3 separate regions of the Homo sapiens genome follow, and all the other regions are linked to region 3. Evidence: read pairs that join two places in POLR2A ChIA-PET (ENCODE). Cell type or tissue: GM12878. All regions are shown on one strand. Each heading gives the region's core, and the rest is flanking DNA. Links, peaks and the distances in the headings are about the cores only. Region 1 overlaps LOC105371664 (a long non-coding RNA gene). Region 2 holds the start of RGS1 (regulator of G protein signaling 1). Region 3 overlaps LOC105371664 (a long non-coding RNA gene).

Region 1 (6,628 bases), core at 530-5,529, 50 kb after region 3:
AAAAGCTGAATGAAATCTCCGTCACTCCACTCGGCTGCCCCTTGCTGACTTTGTGGAAAGAAGCCTACATGCACAGTTGCTGGAGGAAGCAATTAGAAAAAAACCTGGGCAGGCTTTTCATTGCCTCAACCCTTCATATTCTAATCATATAGAAATGATGCTCCAACTAACTAAAACTGGACAGAGAAGAGTGGAGATAATTTAAGGTATGCTGATTTCCTTCCCTTTTATTGCTGGGTGCCAAACAATACATCTCAAAGATGGTAAGTCAAGTCATAGTGGTAAAAGTTTGATCCTTTCTTTTCTCACGTACAAGAAATCTGGAGATCGGCCAATCAAGCTGGAACTATGGCTTCATGATTTCATCAGGAACTCAAATCTTTCTATATTTCTGTTCGGCTACCCTTGGCCTCTGGCATTTGCCCTTTTGAAACCACATGGTAGGTGAGATGGCTGCTCAGACAGAGGGATGTAGGGGAAAGGGCAAAGGGCAAAGAACACAAGCTGGTTGGACCTGCCCTCTTTTAAAGTGCCTGGAAGCATAATTAGCACACAGGAAGTATTATTTGTTGAGTAAATAAAATTAATGAATCCTTTATGACCCTGCCTATACTGGGTTACGCACCACCTTATGTCCTCCCAGAATGCCCAGAATTGTACATAATACATGTCTTTTGTTGTTGTTGTTTTGGTTTTTTTCCATTCATTTTTCTCTCTCCAAAATAAGACTCACCTCTGGATTCTTTTATCTAGCAGAGTGACTAGCAGAAAATAAGCATTTACTAAATGTTTGTTAAACCATTGAACAAATTAATGTAAGCCCCAGCCCTTAACCCCTTTATTCAACAAGATTTTTTAGTACCTTCTATGGGCCAGGTACTATTTCAGACATTTGAGCAAAACAGAGAAAGATCCTTGTCCTCATAGATTCTTCATTGTAATGGGGAAGAGGCAGAAAACTAACATAAACATAATATATTGAATTAAATAGTGGGTTAGAAGTTATTAAGTAGAATGAGGGGGAAAGCAGATGAAGATAGATGGTAACAGGATAAGGAGAGGGCCAATTGCAATTCTAATTACAGTGGTTGCAGAAGGCCTCATTGACAAGACAGCATCTGACCAAAAACGTGAAGGAAGTGAAGGAACTGGCCAAGTAGATATCTGGGGATATTCCAGGCAAAAGGAATAGCCAGTGCAAGAGCCCAAAGGCAAGAATGAGCCTGACAGGTTGAGAAGCAGCCAGGGGGCCAGTGAGGCTGGAGGTGAATGAGGGGAGAGAAGAGTAAATGATGTTTAGGCCAGAGGAGTCAGGAATTAAATAATGTCAGGCCCCACAGACCATTATAGGAATTTTGATTTTTTACTTTGGGTAAAATTGAGAGGTCTTCCAAAAACACATGTTTAAAAATAGGTATTTTTTTTCATAGTCTATTAACTTAATAAAGAGACAATGATATTAGCATCTGGAACCGGTTTGGAGAGGCCTCTCCTGTTGGGGTATTGAATTTATATCCAAAAATGACCCCTGCTCAAAAATATACTTTAAAAATGTTTTGAAAACACCTTAGTTTTTTTCCTACTGAACTCTAACTCCTAGCATATAAAAACTAACCTTAGTTTCAATTTCCCTTAAATACGTCTCAACAAAGTCATTCCTCATTCTGATCTGTTAAAATAATGTGAAACATTTGTTCAGAAAAATTTTGCTTTGTTTGTAGATCATGACTGAAAGACTATAGATTGTACTTGACCATGGGAGACAGTCCTCAAAAGCCCCAAGAGTTTAACTACTCATTGAGGTGATCTATTTTTTTCTTCTAATTTCACAAAGGTAAACTGTTAACAAAGGTAAAGGTTTCACAGTGAAATTGTCTAGGAAAGGAAAGAAAGAGAGGGAGGGAGAGCGGCAGAAGGAAGGAAGAAAGAGGAGGTGGAGAGGGAGGAAGGAAGGAAGGAAGGGTGGGGGGAGGGAAGGAAGGAAGGGGAAAGAAGAAAAATAGTTCAGGTACAAAAATACAAGGGTTTTGGCAGAAAAGGCATATTAAAGAAGTAGAAAGAGGAGACTGAACAGTGTTTCTGAGAAAGAAAAAAGCCTGGATAATGTCCTTCTTACTACATAGTGCTGGGCATAGTTTTAATCATTGGTTAATTATTGGTTAACCATTGGTTAATATCAAGTGTTATATTGGATTAGGCATGGCTAAAATAGACTTTAATTTGATGTAATCATAGGTACTTTTATTCAACTTTCTATGAGATTACAAACACCTTTGTCATACCCTCATCTCATAGCAGTTGTGCAATCAAATGGTTTTAGAGCTATCCACAGCTTCCCAGGCCTTCCTTCTCTAGACCAACTGATATTTGATTTGAAAGTTGGGTATGGTTTCTGCCAGAAAGAAGAGAGAGAGAAAGAGGCAGAGAGAGAGACAAAGAGAGAGAAAGCCTCAATGTTTCAAATCTATTTCATGATTACTTCCGAAGTGATCTTTTGTGTAAAACACACAAATTTTCTCATAAAAGAGAAGTGAAATTGTGACATTTTCTATGGTATTATTCTACTGTCTTGGAAACTGCCCCAAATCGGGGAAATTCTGTATAAAGGGGGAAAATCCTAATGGACTGATAATTTTTAGGTCTTCTCAGCAGCTTTTAATTTTCCATGAATGGTGTATAATGATTCATCTAAAAATAGGAAAGATAAATTATGAAATGTGACCATCTACAAGGTTAAAGAATGTGATTTCCAGGATTGAAGAGGGTCACATAATTCCTGATACAAGTGCTGTATTCTGCAGTGGTTTCAGTCTTGTTGAGAATCAATCAACAGTTGTTCTACAGTGAACAATGAAGTCAGGAGAGGGACAGATCAGTTTCAGAGATTGTCCGGACGTTCTCAGCCCCACCATGACATTTCCAATCCTTATCCCATTCTGGCCTCACTTCCCCACTTTCGTGCACATATCAACCTCCTGCCCTCATTTAGTGCAAGCATTACTAATTGCCACACTTTGTCTGTATTGCTCACTCTTTCACATGGGGCAACAGAGATGCCTCAACCTTGCCTAAGCAAAATGTGAGAAAAGAAACCCCAGGCTAGAAAAATGGAACAAACTCCCACACAAAATAGGCCTCTTAATATTTCTATACACTGTTTTTGGTATGTTAAGATCTTCCTGTTGCAACTAAGAGCCTGGTCTTAAGAGAACCAATATGGGGATAAGCCACAAAGTCACAAATAAAACATCAACTTCAGATGAAATAGAACTTAAAACGTTGCAGTGACTACAAAGAGAAGACAAAAGTTACCTGATCTTCACGAAGAAAATAACAGTTTATAGCAGTTCATAAATTTATATTTTCTGATCTTCCATAGCATCTGAAACAAAACATAAAACAAGATTATGAGTTTGTTCTGTCTTTGAGTTCCTACCAAATATATTGCCCTGGTTTTCTGTTTTCATAACACAATAAAAAAAATAGGCAAGACAAAACACACAGGAGGAAAAAACATGGGTAAGAAGAGATTGTTTACACTTCAGGATTCTGCTGCCTTTAGAAGTGCAAAATATAAGCTTCACAAGTTGCTGACAGTCATGTTTCCCCAATTTGTAGCTGACTCTGGTCTATAGCAAATTCACAATTTACAAGCATTCTAAGTCCCCTACCCCCTAGTTCAGTCTTAGCTGATCTTTGAGGGGTTAGTTGTTCAACATTTCCTTTTATTACTTAAGGTACCCAAGGGTATTCCAGTTATCTTCCTATTTACCTAAGCTAATTAACAGTCAATGTGGGGCTGCTGACACTTGCAGCTATGGAAATCCTATCTAAAACAACAGACAACTCAATATTCCTCCACAACAGGAGGGAGCTGGATAAGATCTGCAGTTGGGAGGGATCAATATCCAGCTATAAGTACCTAAGAAAAAGCAGGAAAATTAAATTGAAGTTGGAAGGAATAGTCTGTGACATTAACATCTGAACATACATTTATACATTTGATTAACATATTAATTTACAGAAATCAACTAACTAAATAAAAAAGGAAATCCAAGACAAGTAAATATTGATAGGGAAAGAAGCAATCTGGAAGACTGGCCCAGTGAATGCAGAGTTGCAGTGGTAAGAGTAGCCCTGCATTTGGAACAGGTGGATTGCCAAATTTACTAAATTTTAGGAAGAAGTCTAGGCAAAGAACTCTAACATCATAAGAAAAATGGAAAACATCCTAGCTATGGCAAATTCTGTCTAAATCTTAATTTCTCTGGGGCTAGTTTTGATTGGTATAGAATTTCAAAAGGAGATCTTCCCATGCCACTACCATAGCTGCAAGTTGCTGATGATCGCCTTTGACTTCTACACAAAGAAAACTGAAAAGAAGTTAGCTGATTTGATCAAACTCACACAGCAGGAAAAGGTATAGCTGTGAGAATTGGCTCACAGTCTTTTGAAATGTGAGATTTCAAAGCAGCAAGATGAACATGTCACTGGGATTCAACAGAATCAAAGCCTTTCATTTATTTTTTAAAATAGAATACAAATAAGATGGCAGACAAGGCTTAATAAAAAAAAAAAAAACAGAACAGACACAGAAAACAGTGGAACACCACAGACCACTTGTACTCACAATAATAGTAGTATACTGCTAAGCATGGACACTATCTGTTGACTTAGAGCTACTTTCTCAAGTAGGAAGATTATTACTACAAACAAATGTCCGGTAAGTCTGACACCAATATTTAGTAAAATAATAATAATAAAATATATAGGTATATATATTATATACACATATTATATAAATGTATACACTTTATATATATAGATATATGTAAATAGACATAAAAGCAAAGCATTAGAAAGGACATGAAGAAAGTGGAGTTAATGTGTTTGTCAGCAATAACTGGCATGGTTTTGGAAAGAACAGAACATGTCAGGAAATCTTGAGAGATTTTTCTAAGAAAATTATATAATTAATGAGGAAAAGCAAAGCAAATAAGTCTCTATTGTTAGCCACCTCGATGTTTAGTAAGAACAAAAGCAAATGAAATCACTGGAATAGTGTTATTAGAAACTTGGAAAGTTAACAGTCATTTATTGAAGTTGCTCTCTAATATTTAAAACATACCTCTGTATTAGGCCATTCTTGCATTGCTATAAAGAAATACCTGGTACTAAGTAATTTATTTTTTTAAAAAAGAAATTTAATTGGCTCATGGTTCTGCAGGCTATACAGGAAGCATAGCACTGGCATCTGCTTCTGGATAGGTCTCAGGAAGCTTCCAATCATGGCAGGAGGTGACAGGGGAGCAAGTGTCTCACATGGTGCCAGCAGGAGCAAGAGAGAGAGGGTTGTGGGGAGGGAGGTGCCACACTCTTTTAAACAACCAGATCTTGAGAGAACTCACTCACCATCATGAAGATCCTCCCCCATGAGCCAATCACCTCCTACCAGGTCCCACCTCCAACACTGGAGATTACAATACAACAAGAGATTTAGAGGGGACACATATCCAAACTATATCAATTCTGCCCCTTGCCCTCAAGCCTCAGTTTCTTCTCACACTGCAAAATACAAGTGTCCCTTCCCAACAGTCCCCCAAAGTCTTAAGACATTTCAGCATTAACTCAGAAATTCAAAGTCCAAAGTCTCATCCGAGACAAGGCAAGTCCCTTCCCCTTATGAGCCTATAAAATAAAAAACAAGTTACTTACTTCTAAGACACAATGGGGGTACAAGCATTAGGTAAACATTCTCACTCCAAAAGGGAAAAATCAGCCGAAAAAGGGGGCTACATGCTCCATGAAAGTCCAGAACCCAGCAGGGCAGTCTTTAAATCTTAAAGCTCCAAAATTATATCCTTTGACTCCATGTCCCACATGGAAGGCACAATGGAGCAAGGGGTAGACTCCCAATGCCCTGTGGATGTTTAGGGTGCAGCCCAAGTAGCTGCTCTCACAGGTTGGAACTGAGAGCCTGTGGTTTTTCCAGGCACAGGGTTCAAGCTGCCAGTGGCTCTACCATTCTGGGATCTGGAGGATGGTGGGTCCCTCCTCACAGCTCCACCCGTCAGTGCCCCAGTGGGGACTCTGTGTGGGGGCTCCAAAGCCACATTTTCTCTCCACATTGCCCTAGTAGAGGTTCTCTGTGAGGACTCTGCCCCTGAAGCAGGCTTCTGCCTGGCTACCCAGGCTTTCTTGCACACCCTCTGAAATCTAGGTGGAGGCTGCCAAGCCTCATTCACTCTTGCACTCTCTGTGCCTACAAGGTTAACCACACATGGAAGCTGCCAAGTTTTATAGCTTGTATCTTCTGAGGCAGCAGCCCTAGCTGTATCTAAGACCCTTTGAGCTGAGTCTGGAGCCAGAGCTGCCAGGATGCAGACAGCAGTGTCCTGAGGCTGCACCTAGCAGTGGAGCCCTTGGCCAAGCCCACAAAACCATCCTCCTAGGCCTCTAGGCCTGTGATGGGAGGGATTGCCCTGAAGGCCTCGAAATGCCTTTGAGGCCTTTCCCCCATTGTCTGGGATATTAGCACTTGGCTCCCTTTTCCAAGTATCTCTAGTAAATGGTTGCTCCACAGCTTGCTTGAATTCCTCTCCCACAAAAGCTTTTTCATTCCCTATCA
Region 2 (6,628 bases), core at 1,105-6,104, 59 kb after region 3:
TGAATCACATAAGCTCAGTTCACTGAAGGTCCCACATACTATTTTCTTGTAAATTCTCAAATTATAGAAAGGAGGCAGTCAGTGTTGACTGAAAGATTGGAGCAGAGTGAGAAAAAGAAACTAGATTCTTATCTTGCTCAGTTGCACTTACTGAGATCATTGAAGTTTAGTGTGTTGCATATATTTGCTCTTATTAAAACCCATCATATTTCTTCACAACAAAATCATAAGCAAGTCTAAAATGTTTAAACTTTTCATTCACACGATATAAAGTTTTCACCAACCCTCTATACACATACAGAGAAAAATCCTTCTAAACTCACTTTTGTTGCAGCTTTTTCAAATTTTCAAATAAACTCTATGAAATTTAGCTGAAACACTTTTAGTAGCCTTATCTATAAACCTTGAAGACCAAGGAAGCTCTGAGTGGTTATGCTAATTCAACTAAGTCATTCAGAGTACTTTTGAAAGTTTGCAAAGCTTTGTGAGTACATATGGGATCCATTTTTCCATGATCCTTCAACATAAAACTGGTCTCTTACTAGAGACCAGTTTCTCCATTGCAGCCATTTGAACTTTCCAAGGGATGCTAAACACAAATGCAGAAACAAGCAAAGAATAGATACATGTTGATTTTACAGTAAAGACAGCAGTACTTTGCTTCCTTTCTCATACTTCCAGAGGTAATTACTCCTCTGTGTTCTTTTCTCTGTACATTCCTCTCTGATGGCACCTCTCACAAACATCTGTCAGCCCCACTACACAGTGAACCCCTTAAGACAGAGATTCATTCATCTTTGTATCTGCAGTGCTTTATGTGTGATACACTGTAGGGATGCAATTAAACTTTGTTGAATCGAAACATTTTGTTTCAATGGATCAAGCTATCTTTCCACGTCACTGACTTTTCCAGTATGGATACATTTTTATTTTAAAATAGAATATTATACTCATCATTACCCCTTGTCTCACAATTCTAATATCCACAATAAGATTTTAGCAACATTTTAAAAGTTCAAACAACATCAGGTTTAAGGAAAGCACTCCCTATTAGTATTCCAGTAATTGGAGTAATTGAAACCAAATGTTTCCATTCAAATCAGTTCAGCAAAGATTAAAATTTTCCTTATTTTTCCTATCAATATCAACAGCCATAATCTGAAATGTCTTACTGAACCAATCTCCTAGGTATTTTAAAATATAACACTGGGATTTTTAGGGAAGGAAAAGTATTCTGTATGGTACTATAATGATGGATACATATCATGATACATTTGTCAAACTCATGGAATGTACAGCACCAAGAGTGAACTCTAATGTAAACTATAGATTTTAGATGATAATGCTGTGTCACTGTAGGTTCATCAATTATAACAAATATTTCACACTAACGAGGTATGGTGCTGGAGGTGGAGCTGGAGGCAAGGTGAAAGGTGGGGAGTTGTGGGAACTCTGTACTTTCCACTCAATTTTACTGTAAACCTAAAACTTCCCTAAAAATGAAGTCCATTAATTTTTCTTTAAAAAAAAAGATAACACTAAGACTACATGAAGTATTCCTTTTCCTAGAAACTCAAACCTAGATGTTTTAGCACAGTTTCAAAGAGGGAAAACTGAAACCCAGATCGTGAGACCCACTGTTTCTTCTACTGACGTTTTTGAAATCCTCTACTATTTCAACCAAAGTCATTGATTCAATAAAGTTACAATTTGACAGTTTATCTTTTCTTAGTGAAGTTTACAAAGAGGGGCCAGATAGTGGCACTCTCTTTAAAATTAATAGGGAACTTTCAATGCCCTGCCATGCACTTGTCACACTTGCTGATACAACTTGACCAAATTTGCCTTGTTCTGGAACACACAGACTTTGGGTGGATGAGCAAACAGCCTCTGAGAGAGCAGCTGCTTTATTGCATGACTAAGGTGACCTCATCAGCCAATTGTGATACAGGAATTTTGAAAGGACTCCCTCTTTCAAGAGTTTATATTTCTATTCAAGTGTGGAAGCATGCAGTTGTAAATGCTTGCGCTTCAAAATGTATATTGGGATAGGGGTAGCAAAATGTTGGGAGCATCAGAGCAGTTCCTAAATACACTACAGGCAAAAACTTATTTTGATCTCAGACCAGAGTTTCTTAACATAGTGTCAAAAAAACACATTATTTCAAAAAACTATTTTCCCTATCTAAAGAGGGTTTAGTTCTTTAACAAGTTAGGAGTCCAACATTTCCCAAACTTACTTGGCCCCATAATTTTTGCTGCTGCTCTTGTTCTTTGGAAACTGTCAGTATATTTGGATGATAATACTAGTGGGCTGTTAAAAATAATTTTTAAATCATTTTACTCTAACATAACTTACTCACAATTATTTAGAGGAGTGAGAGGATACTAGATCAACAAACATGAGCAATGTTGAAGATTTTAACAGGAAATTAAGTATGGACTGAACCACAGGAAGTATACAACCAAATGCCTTTATGTCATCTGTCTTTGAGTTTCATCGGTCTCATTAGGGTCACTTCCAAAGTGGCCAGCTCATCTCACCAGTTATCTTTCTTAATGCCTTATGTTATCTTCCCAACATAAAATGATGCTTGTTACATACAATATAATGAGCTCATTATAATGAAATTAATGACTGTGTATAAGTGAATTTTATAATATTGTAAATGTGTTTTCTTCAAATATTCTTTATCCTGACGATAGAACCAGAACAGAAAAATTAATACTCCCCTCCCTTTTATCAGCTTTACCTAATACCATCAGAAGCTTCACTAAGTAAATGCTTTTTTGTCCTTTTAAAGGAAAGTATTGTCCTTCCAGGGGTAAAATCCAAGGAGGCTTAAGTTAAACTGGGTACTCTATAAATAAGCCACACTTGTTATATAAACTTTTGAAAGCTTATATTTTACTAACTTCTCTATCCTTATAAATGATTAGTCATCTAGTTCCTTGAGTTTTGTTTGTGTTTTAAACTTTAATCTCAATTAAAGCTAAAACTGTTATCTCTCCAGAGATACTGCCAAAATGTGAAAGATCATTACCTAAGAAGTACACATTATTGGTCTATCCAAATAGACTTTTATTTTACCTTGAGCAGTTTTTCCTCTGATACTGTGACCTTGGTATCAGTATGTTTACAAATTATGTCATATTTGTATACAATTAAACATTTATTTATTTATGATTGGTTTTAATTAAACTTTATTTTTTCCTAATATGCAAAATATGCAAAAATCAAAGTTTGATATACTAGTTATATTCTTAATAAATATGAAAATAATATTAAAAACCATGCACCCCTTAAAATCATCCTATGTATTGCCAGTCGATGTCTAGCACACACCTTGGAAAATATTAACATGGAAATTTCCTGCCATGGAAATAAGGGATGAGAATTGGAGTGGGAAAATGTGAAGATAGCCTCTTATAACTTTCCCTCCTATCAGATATGTGCAAAATAATTAAACAAAAATTATTTGTTTACTTTGCCCTGCTTCCTGCAGAAAAGAAGAGAACTCTTAAAATATTTTGATCAGATGAATTTTATAGTCAAGGACTATCCAAAGCATGGAGTAAGATACAACTCTATGTGATGAATTTCTATGTGAGTTTCTATATGATAAATTAATACGCCAAATGAAACAGTTTATTGAAACATGCAACTTTTTTAAAATAAACAAACATCCTCCAGAACCAAAGACTGATGCTGTTAATGCTTTAGACATGTGACATATGTGTGTGTACCTCTGTATGTTTAATTTTCTTTCTTTCTAATCAAGTGACCTGTTCTCGTTTGGTTAAGTTTCAACCACAAGACACCACTGTATGCTTTTTTTTTTTCAAGATACACGTCACAGCACACCAAGAAAAGGGGAACTTCCAGTGTCTGTGGTAACATCACTTGATAAACAGACTCCTTTAAACAGCAAGTGCCTGTCTGCATTCTACTATATAAAGCAGCAGAGACGTTGACTAGCGCATATTTGCTAAGAGCACCATGCGCGCAGCAGCCATCTCCACTCCAAAGTTAGACAAAATGCCAGGAATGTTCTTCTCTGCTAACCCAAAGGAATTGAAAGGAACCACTCATTCACTTCTAGACGACAAAATGCAAAAAAGGAGGCCAAAGACTTTGTAAGTTTGTTCAGAGTCTCACTTTGTGAATTTTAACAAGTTATCTTTAATGGCAGAAGGATTGAGAATGAATGGAAGAGAGTGTGAGCATTTAGTTTAGCCAGATCAGAGGAGTTAATTGCCTGTTGTGAGTAATAAGTAATATTCAGCTGCATTAAAAAATAAATCTTGATATGGCATTAAATTGGGTAGGAGTTTTTCTCTACACAGGCTCATAAAAATGGGTTCTATAGCAAAATGTTGTATCAACCATTTTTAGTATTGCCTTATTCCTTAGAGAAATTTATTCTATGTCTTTTTACAAATAAAATGAATTCTGAAGAAATATGAATATTCACTTTTATGTCTTTTGTAGTGGAATGGATATGAAAGCATACCTGAGATCTATGATCCCACATCTGGAATCTGGAATGAAATCTTCCAAGTCCAAGGATGTGTAAGTACACTAATACACTAAACTATCATTATCATTTACAAGAGAAGCCTATGCATTATCTCTATATCCCAGCAAGGGATAAATACTGCGCACAGTAGACTTCATTTCTTTTAAGTAACATGCCAAATAAAATTAGACTATCAGTACCAATGTAAATTGAATACAAATGTGTACACACACATATTGGACTTTATCTATTTGGATTTTTTCAAATTTTATTGGCAGGTTTTTTTTTTCATAACTATAGTAACTCTAAGGGAAGTTTTGCATTTTGTGAATAAATTTTAACATATTTATTAGAACTACAGTTTCAGTTTGTGAAGTTATCAAAGTGTAACAGCCATTCTTATTTCATTTGTGCTTACATTTTAAAAATTGACTAATGTATGTACATTTTGTCCCCTGCAGACTTTCTGCTGCTGAAGTAATGCAATGGTCTCAATCTCTGGAAAAACTTCTTGCCAACCAAAGTAAGTATAACTATTGAATGTTTCTGGGTTCAGCTAAATACTCTAAAAAATTGAATGGCTTCACTAAATATAGTATTCTGGGTAGGATAGTATGCAAAAGGTTGTATTCTAGTTTGTCTGTAGTTACTGATAACTTCAGCATAGTATGCCTCTTAATAATGCTGACTTAGCACTCAATTCTGCCAACTCCTTTTAGACAAATTTGCCAAGACAATTAGGTATTTTCATAGATCATTATGGAGATAAAATTAAACATTGTGCTGGGATTCTGATATGTAAAAATTTTAAAAGTAAGCCAAATATTTTAATATGTACATTGCCATTTTGAAATCTGCCTAAAGAATGTATTTTTCTACACTTGGATGTAACAAGTATGATTCATTCATTCAATTAATTAAATTATCTTTCATACATTCATCATTCATCTCACCCTTATGTAGAGGACATTGTAGAGGTACCAAGGATTCAAAATCAAAGACAGTCTCTTACTGCCTTGAAGGTGGTTGAGATACATAACATAAATAATTGCATTATTATAACATGATAGTTTTTATGACATAAATATGATAGAAGGATTTTTAAGCACATATAGTCTTGTGGAGATTTTCTGATGAGAGAAGGTAAAGAATGAAATCAGCTTGCCATCCCCTTGTCTTGGGCATTACAATTCTACTGAGATTAGGACCTTTTTCAGAGGTGTAGATGAGCAGTGTGGTCTCTATCTCTAAAGAGTGAGATTATTCTTTTCTCCCCACAGACACCCTAAGGAGCTTTACTTGGGAATCACATTGTTCACTCTAGCTCAGCTGACTTTGTTTATAATTCAGCTAAACAAATAAATGGTATAGATATGGACCATAAATGGTGCCATATAAAAGTCTCAGTGAATGCTAGCAAACATAATTAGTACATCAGGCCTACAGATCATATATAGGCCTAACATTTTCTGGCTAATATAAATTAGATGGGGAAATTATATTTACTAATTATTGTGATGTTAATGCCTTTTGTCAGTGTTTGCTTTCCTAAAATACTCTCTACTCTGGCTAAGATTTGGCATATATAAAAGATGGTTTTATATTCAGTGGAGCAGAATTTCAATTCAAACCGCGGATAGAAGCAAAACAGTTTGGTAGCCACCATCAAGTAGCAATGTGACTATGAATGAGTTTGTCTGGCCCCAGATTCCTCTTCTATGAATGAAGAAATTTCAAATGACTTCTCATCTCTACAATCTATAACACAGCTATTTCAGCAGTAGCTGTCTCTTACCTTTGTATGAATAGGAAGCAATTGTATTTTTCTTACAAATTTCTTCTTCAAATTATTCATTTGTTGGTTCATTTAATTTAATTATCTCCCCACCCACCCCTCGTTTCTTTTTAGCTGGTCAAAATGTCTTTGGAAGTTTCCTAAAGTCTGAATTCAGTGAGGAGAATATTGAGTTCTGGCTGGCTTGTGAAGACTATAAGAAAACAGAGTCTGATCTTTTGCCCTGTAAAGCAGAAGAGATATATAAAGCATTTGTGCATTCAGATGCTGCTAAACAAGTGAGTATTAAGCTTATCATCATCAGTTTCTCCAT
Region 3 (6,628 bases), core at 604-5,603:
CTTAGCTCTCTAGTTCAGCTAATGTACATATTTTCAAAGCAGGGAAAAGACAGCTGTGTGGATGTAGAGAAGTAGGGGAGAGGAGAGGGTGGATTTGCATTAATGATGGGGCTTCAGTGGGAAGGAAGGAAGGAAGGAAGGAAGGAAGGAAGGAAGGAAGGAAGGAAGGAAGGAAAGAAGGAAAGAAGGAAAGAAGGAAAGAAGGAAGGAAGGGCAGGAGGGAGAAAATAGCTAGCTTCATTTTAGTTTCAAGTTAAATGAAATACAAAAATAAAACCACATTCATTTCTCCCTAAGCGTTGATACAGATACATAAATAAAGTATTGTCAGAAAGATGCTGTCTAACTTTAAATAATTTAAAGTTACAGAAAAGAATCAATTTTCCTGATGTTTATCCCTTCAAAATCTTAAGACTCCTTCTTAGTGTGATTTGGACCAAAAATAAAATAGAACCAGGCAAAAACAAAACAAAACAAAAAAAAACAAACAAGACATCTCTTGTTTTTTAATTTACCCTACACAGGATGCTTGTACTATAAGGTAAGCTGTTGGCTGCTCTTCAGCATACCACTGCTTTCCTGACTTCCACTGGTAGGCAGGAAGCTTGGCTCTTTGGGCCGGCACAGGCCTTCTCAGTATGGAAGTAGGATTACACACCATTGAGTGTGTAATCAAATCAGTCAAAGTACTCCTCATCTCTACCTGGTCCTTTCCCTTTCATTTCATCCCAGAACCCACCATCAACTCAAGTTGATTCATCATTATTAACCAACAAACTTTGATCATTTTTAAATTATTCATAATTAATTCACTTTGGCTACATGTTTATGAGTGTAAAGCAAAATATATGCCTCATGATCTCAAAAATGGTTCTAAATAATAAGATCTGGGCCAGTGTTATGTAAGTTAATTTTCTTTTGCAAATGTTTGGGCTTGATCAGATTACAGAGATTTTTTTTTTCCTTTGCCAGGATTCCTAAAGACATTTCTGGTTTCCGAGAACAGAAGGGTTTATTATTCCAATCTGTTGTTAGCACCTTGGAAACCAAAGACATTTATTAGATTGCCCTTTATAAAACTACATTTAGTAACCAGTATGCCAAGATTTACATTAGATTCTCTTTGTTATAGTGATTTCTGCTGATACATATACTATGCTAGGAAGATTCCAGTCAGTGATTGTGAAATATCTCCTATATTATTTGAATTAAATAGGCTATGGTCAAGTCTTAAAACTCAAAGATATATATATCTATAGGTACATACATAGACAGATACATACCACTAGATATAGATATATATTTGCCACTGTAAATAGTTCATATTTTATTGCTATTAACTCTTTCAACCACTAAATGTCTAAGGTTATGAATTCATCAAATATACAAATGCAATTTTTTTTTTGAGACAGAGTCTCACTCTGTCACTCATGCTGGAGTGCATGGCACTATCTCAGCTCACTGCAACCTCTGCCTCCCAGGTTCAAGTGATTCTCCCACCTCAGCCTCCCAAGTAGCTGGGATTACAGGTGTGCACCACTGCACCTGGCTAATTTTTGTATTTTTAGTAGAGATGGGGTTTCACCATGTTGGCCAGGCTGGTCTCGAACTCCTGACCTCAGGTGATCCACCTGCTTCAACCTCCCAAAGTGCTGGGATTACAGGCGTGAACCACTGCACCCGGCCAGTGCAATGATTTCTAAGGCAACCAACAAGGAGTAAGATTTATATTTATTAAGCATCCGTTATATACTTGGTTTCATGCCAGATGCTTTATATTTATTATATTGTTTAATTTTTTATAGCATTCTAAATCTAACCCCATGATTCAGAGTTGACGTGAAGCTATCGTATAGCCAATCCAATTTTTTTTTTTAAGACAGGGTCTTGCTCTGTCCCCCAGCCTGGAGTGCAGTGGTGCAATCATGGTTCACTACAGCCTCAACCTCCTGGGCCCAAGCAATCCTCCCATCTCAGTCTCCCTAGTGGCTGGGACTTCAGGCCTGTGCACCACGATGCCCAGCTAAGTTTTGCATTTTTTGTAGAGACAAGGTTTTGCCATGCTGCGCAGGCTGGTCTCAAACTCCTAAGGTCAAGCGATCCACCTACCTCAGCTTCCCAAAGTGCTGGGATTACGGGTATGAGCCACCATACTTGGCCCACGAATCTAATTTTCTATGAAAGGAAAGGCACTAAAATCAACAAGTCCTGTTGAAAGTATCCGCTGTTTAGGGCCAAAGAAGCCAGGACACACATTCTGCCTCTACAGTGTGTTCTGAAACTCCAAATCCTTGTTTTTCATTTATAAACCAGGGATAATAACTATCTCATGATGGGTTGGTGATGGTTACAAGAGACAATGTAAAAGAGTAGCTATGAAGTAGGGACTAAATTAACATCAGTTTACTTCTTCTACGTGCTCCTTCTTCTTCTCCTTCCTTTTTCCCTATAGGTTTCTCTCCTGTCTTATAATCCACTTATGTTGGATAGGTAACTAAAAAATAAAATCGAAAATGGTAAAGCTGAAAGCGGCTGTAGTGGCCTTTTTTAAAAAATGAAGAGAATAAGGTCCAAGTGTTTAAAGATATAAACACAGCTAAGCAGTGGCAAATATACTAAAAAATGATCCCAAGTTCAATGTATTTTTCACTCTATCTAGATAATGTGTATAGCTAAATTAAGTTAGTTCATGTTTCACCCACCCTCCAGAATCCCTTCCATTCTAAACTCAATCAAGAATTTTTCAGCACCCAGGTTTTTACTACAGATAGCGCTTGTAAAGTTCCATGTGCCTCAAAAATGGACACAATGGCAACCTGGAGATACTACCCATGTACCCTGTTTAAAGGTTGCAGCCACTGTTTAGTTTCAAAAAATTATTGCTATGCAGAAATTTTGACCTACGGTTGCTAGATATTTTTCAAGAACAGAGTATCAGTGTAAATCTGAGTATCAGTGTAAAATTTTCTATTTTTTTTAACATTAAGAAGGCAAAATAAACCACCAGTTCGTGCCTTTCATGATAATGTCTAGAATGGAGGAAACAAGCTTTGGATAATCCAAGAACATCCATGCAAGTTCTCCTCTCAATAAAGGAATTAGGGGAGAATAGAGGAGAACTCTTTTTCCTCCCAGTTTCTGTTTTCACTTGCCTGCATTTTAAATTGAGTAAAAAGTGATCCTGAATGAGTCTGTTCTATCATATTTCCCTTCACTCTCTTTGAAGTTCAGGGCTCAAAAGTAGGAGATTAGTAAACATTTATCAATTAATTCATTGGTTGTGGGACTACTATTAATTTCTCCACCTCTCAGATTTCTTTATTTCTCCATCTCTTGATTTATTTTTTCTGCAAACACTCATTCAATAAACAGTCACTAAGCACCTGTCAGGCCCTGTGCTGGAGATGATGAAGAAATAAATAACAAATAGTCCCTGCCTTCGAAGAACTCCTAGTGTAGAGCAAGAGCTGAATATGTAAGCAAATAACTCTTTATGATGGTATGTAAAAGTTATACCGAGCATGATTAGCTTTAAAGTGGCATTTGCTTTACTTACAACCCGCCACATTGCCACAAAAGAGCTCAGAAGCTTAAAAAAAAAAAAGTGCAGCTGTCAGTAGTGATTAACACAACGGCTAGACACTGTGTATGAGAACGGATATAGGTGGTTTTATAAGGATCATGTGGTTAAGTGGGACACGCATGTTGAACAGAGTCTGCAGACATTTTGCCCAAAACTTCCTTTTGCAGTGTGCACATGTAAATGAGCCTTGCGTGGAAGTTTTTGCTTCCGGAATAAGATTGACTAGCCAGTGAAGCTCCTTATTACTCATTTCAGCAATCATTTGCTTTTCTTGATGCAATATATAAAACGTGTACAAAATACAGCAAAGGAACTTAGGTCACCCACGTTAACTTAGGACGTTTCTGTTGACTAACTTTGGGCGTTCTATTTATTAAAATTTGAAAGTCATAAATGCTGGGCTTAAAAGAAAAGAATCTCTCAGAACCTGAAATGAAAATTTAGCATTATATGACAGTTTTGAGAAAAATGATTCAGAGTTCTTTAAAAATTAAACTTCCCAAATGATTCTAGATTGAATTATATTCTGAATACCTAATATCTGCAGATTACTGTTTTAGATGCTATAGAGACAAAAAGTAGGTATATTAGCCTTCTAATCCTTAAAGAATCTGTAGTCCAATTGGGGAAGTAAGCACAAGGCAGGTGAAAAAGAGAAATAATAAAACAAAGCAGCATACAATAAATTTCCAAATGACTAATGCCAATAATCAGAGATATGTGTGCAATTAGATAACAATAACTGAGTTAGAGCCATCTAGAAAGAAATCGTACTTGATGTGAGTCTTGCAGAAGGGAATAATTTGGATAAAACAGGAGAATAATTGGTGTATAAAGGAGAAAGAAGAGTGGAGCAAAAACATAGGTGTAGATAAGCTTCAGAGAAATTTAGGAAGCAGGGATCAGACTCCCCCGGCTGTAGCAGAGGAACCCTGGGAGGACAACGAGGACTTGGAGGGAATGAAGGTTGAAGTGAGACAAACAAGAACATGAATGCAAAGCCATGGAGTTCAGACCTCCTCCCACAGGTAACGATGAGCCACTGGATATTTTCTCTTAGCTGAGTCATGTGATGAACCTGGAGGCTGCATGAAGGAAAAAGGCAAGGAGTCATAGTTAGAACTAGGTATGTTGAGAGAGATGTAAGAACTTCATCAGGCTAACAACTTGACATTTCTTCAAATATATATATTCTTTAAATAGAATGTTCAATATTTCTTTAGAAGGATTAGAAGAAACTAGCTTTATTTTATTTTATTTTATTTTATTTTATTTTATTTTATTTTATTTTATTTTATTTTTGGAGACAGAGTGTCGCTCTGTCACCCAGGCTGGAGTGCAGTGGAGCAATCTCAGCTCACTGCAACCTCTGCCTCCCAGGTTCAAGTGATTCTTCTGCCTCAGCCTCCCTAGTAGCTGGGACTACAGGTGCGTGCCACCACGCCCAGCTAATTTTTGTATTTTTAGTAGAGACAGAGTTTCACCATATTGGCCAGGCTGGTCTTGAACTCTTGACCTTGTGATCTGCCTGCCTCGGCCCCCCAAAGTTCTGAGATTACAGGCGTGAGCCACCACGTCCAGCCTGGGAGAAACTAACTTTCTATTAGTGTAGATTATATTCCACTTTATATTAAAAACAGATTTATTGTGTTGACTTAGCCTTGCGTAGAAGTTTTTGCTTGAATTTTCAAAGGCTTTGTCGTTTTTTCAGAATCAATTATAAAATTCTATCAATATGAATATATGAACATATGGATTTCCAAGTGTACGATCCCTAGCATGAATAGTATATAGCATTTTCACTCTTTTGGAATTTTCTGGTTTTCAGGTTGTTTCCTACTTTTCAAAATTCATATTTTCCTTCTATTTTCCTCTGTGATTTCTTGTAACATTTGGCTACTTGTCATAGATTTGAGAATATAAATAATATTTATATTCAGTAAATAGTGCTATGTCATGCATTATTCATTTTCAGAGTTTCAGTGTACTTACTTAACCACCCACCACCTCACAAGCTGAGAATGACTCTCAGCTGACTAGTTTCAAGTTAGTGGTGTGGCCTTTATGCACCATAGAGCTTCCATGTATGTTCCCCAAATACTAAGCCAAGATGGGTCAATGTCAGTGAGAATGTATTTGATTTCATTATGTACTTTTCATTTTTCATTACATGTTTATATTAGGTATTTATTTTATATATTTTACTATGTATGTATTTTCAGCCTTGGGCATTGCTTCCTTTGGCTAGAGTAAGACCAAGATTCATTTTGCCAAGTTTGAAAAAGGTATAGTTGGAGAACTGAGTGACCTGGCACTTCATTGATTATATAGATATTATATATTTATATGATATATTCATTATAGTATATAAATTTATTATATAGATTTATTATATAGATTATATAGATTTAGTATATAGATATTATAAGGTCACATAAATAAATAGCCCAGATATCTGGTTGACCAGCCCTCCTCTTAACCTGAATATGATTACGACAAATCAAACTTCCCCTTTTAACAATTAGTTTAATACAATCTATTTAATAGCTCTGAAATGGTTGCTGCATATCCTATCAGAAACTAGAGTAGGCCACACACTAGAGTTTATATTTGTGCAACTATATTCCATAGGATCATCCAAGCTTAAGGTCCAATTTGGGAGTGGTTTGACATCTCTGGCCTGGTCCTGAATTTATTAAGTTGTCTTTGGGGTTCTTACTCTTATCTGCTAAAAATGCAGGAAGGCAGCAGAATCATCTTTCTTGGGTTCAACATTAAATTACATTTTTTTTATTTTTTATTTTTTATAGAGATGGGGTCTTGCTCTGTTGCCCAGGCTGGTCTCAAAGTTCTGGGCTCAAGCAATCTGCCTGCCTCCCAAAGCGCTGGGATTACAGGCATGAGCCACAGCACCCAGCCCCAAATTACATGATTTTACCACATGACCCACAGTACCTTTATTAGGCTGTAAAGTTCTGTAACACTGAACCATTTGAAGAGAAGTGAAATCCATAAGTAATAAGGTAACTTGCTTTACAGAATTAA

The links. ChIA-PET counts read pairs that join two places held together with the same protein. Peaks named below come from ENCODE experiments on the same cell type or tissue, not always from the same donor. Only the 100,000 strongest peaks of a DNase experiment are listed, where the experiment ranks them.
Region 1: POLR2A ChIA-PET joins it to region 3 with 11 read pairs; 9 of 35 experiments call an interaction of 5 or more read pairs at or near these places.
Region 2: POLR2A ChIA-PET joins it to region 3 with 11 read pairs; 9 of 35 experiments call an interaction of 5 or more read pairs at or near these places.

What each region holds. Positions count from the first base shown.
Region 1 is chr1:192,563,835-192,570,462 of GRCh38, forward strand. It overlaps LOC105371664 (a long non-coding RNA gene), which reads right to left. Exons shown (of 5, transcript XR_002958418.2): 4 at 3,313-3,382. Among named protein-coding and RNA genes, the nearest start is that of RGS1, 8.6 kb to the right of the region's middle. In GM12878, for the core only: no CTCF peak of the experiment used is centred there; no DNase peak of the experiment used is centred there.
Region 2 is chr1:192,571,793-192,578,420 of GRCh38, forward strand. RGS1 (regulator of G protein signaling 1) reads left to right here and starts at 3,981. Exons shown (of 5, transcript NM_002922.4): 1 at 3,981-4,137; 2 at 4,493-4,573; 3 at 4,982-5,043; 4 at 6,430-6,593. The coding sequence starts at 4,001. All of the region lies in intron 3 of LOC105371664 (a long non-coding RNA gene), which reads right to left. RefSeq lists an enhancer at 3,826-3,905. In GM12878, for the core only: no CTCF peak of the experiment used is centred there; a DNase peak (open chromatin) is centred at 3,989; H3K4me3 peaks cover 2,113 bases; H3K27ac peaks cover 2,330 bases.
Region 3 is chr1:192,513,296-192,519,923 of GRCh38, forward strand. LOC105371664 (a long non-coding RNA gene) reads right to left here. Exons shown (of 5, transcript XR_002958418.2): 5 at 1-4,668. Among named protein-coding and RNA genes, the nearest start is that of RGS1, 59 kb to the right of the region's middle. RefSeq lists enhancers at 3,343-3,462, 3,523-3,642 and a silencer at 5,525-5,704. In GM12878, for the core only: no CTCF peak of the experiment used is centred there; a DNase peak (open chromatin) is centred at 3,726; H3K4me3 peaks cover 283 bases; H3K27ac peaks cover 1,368 bases.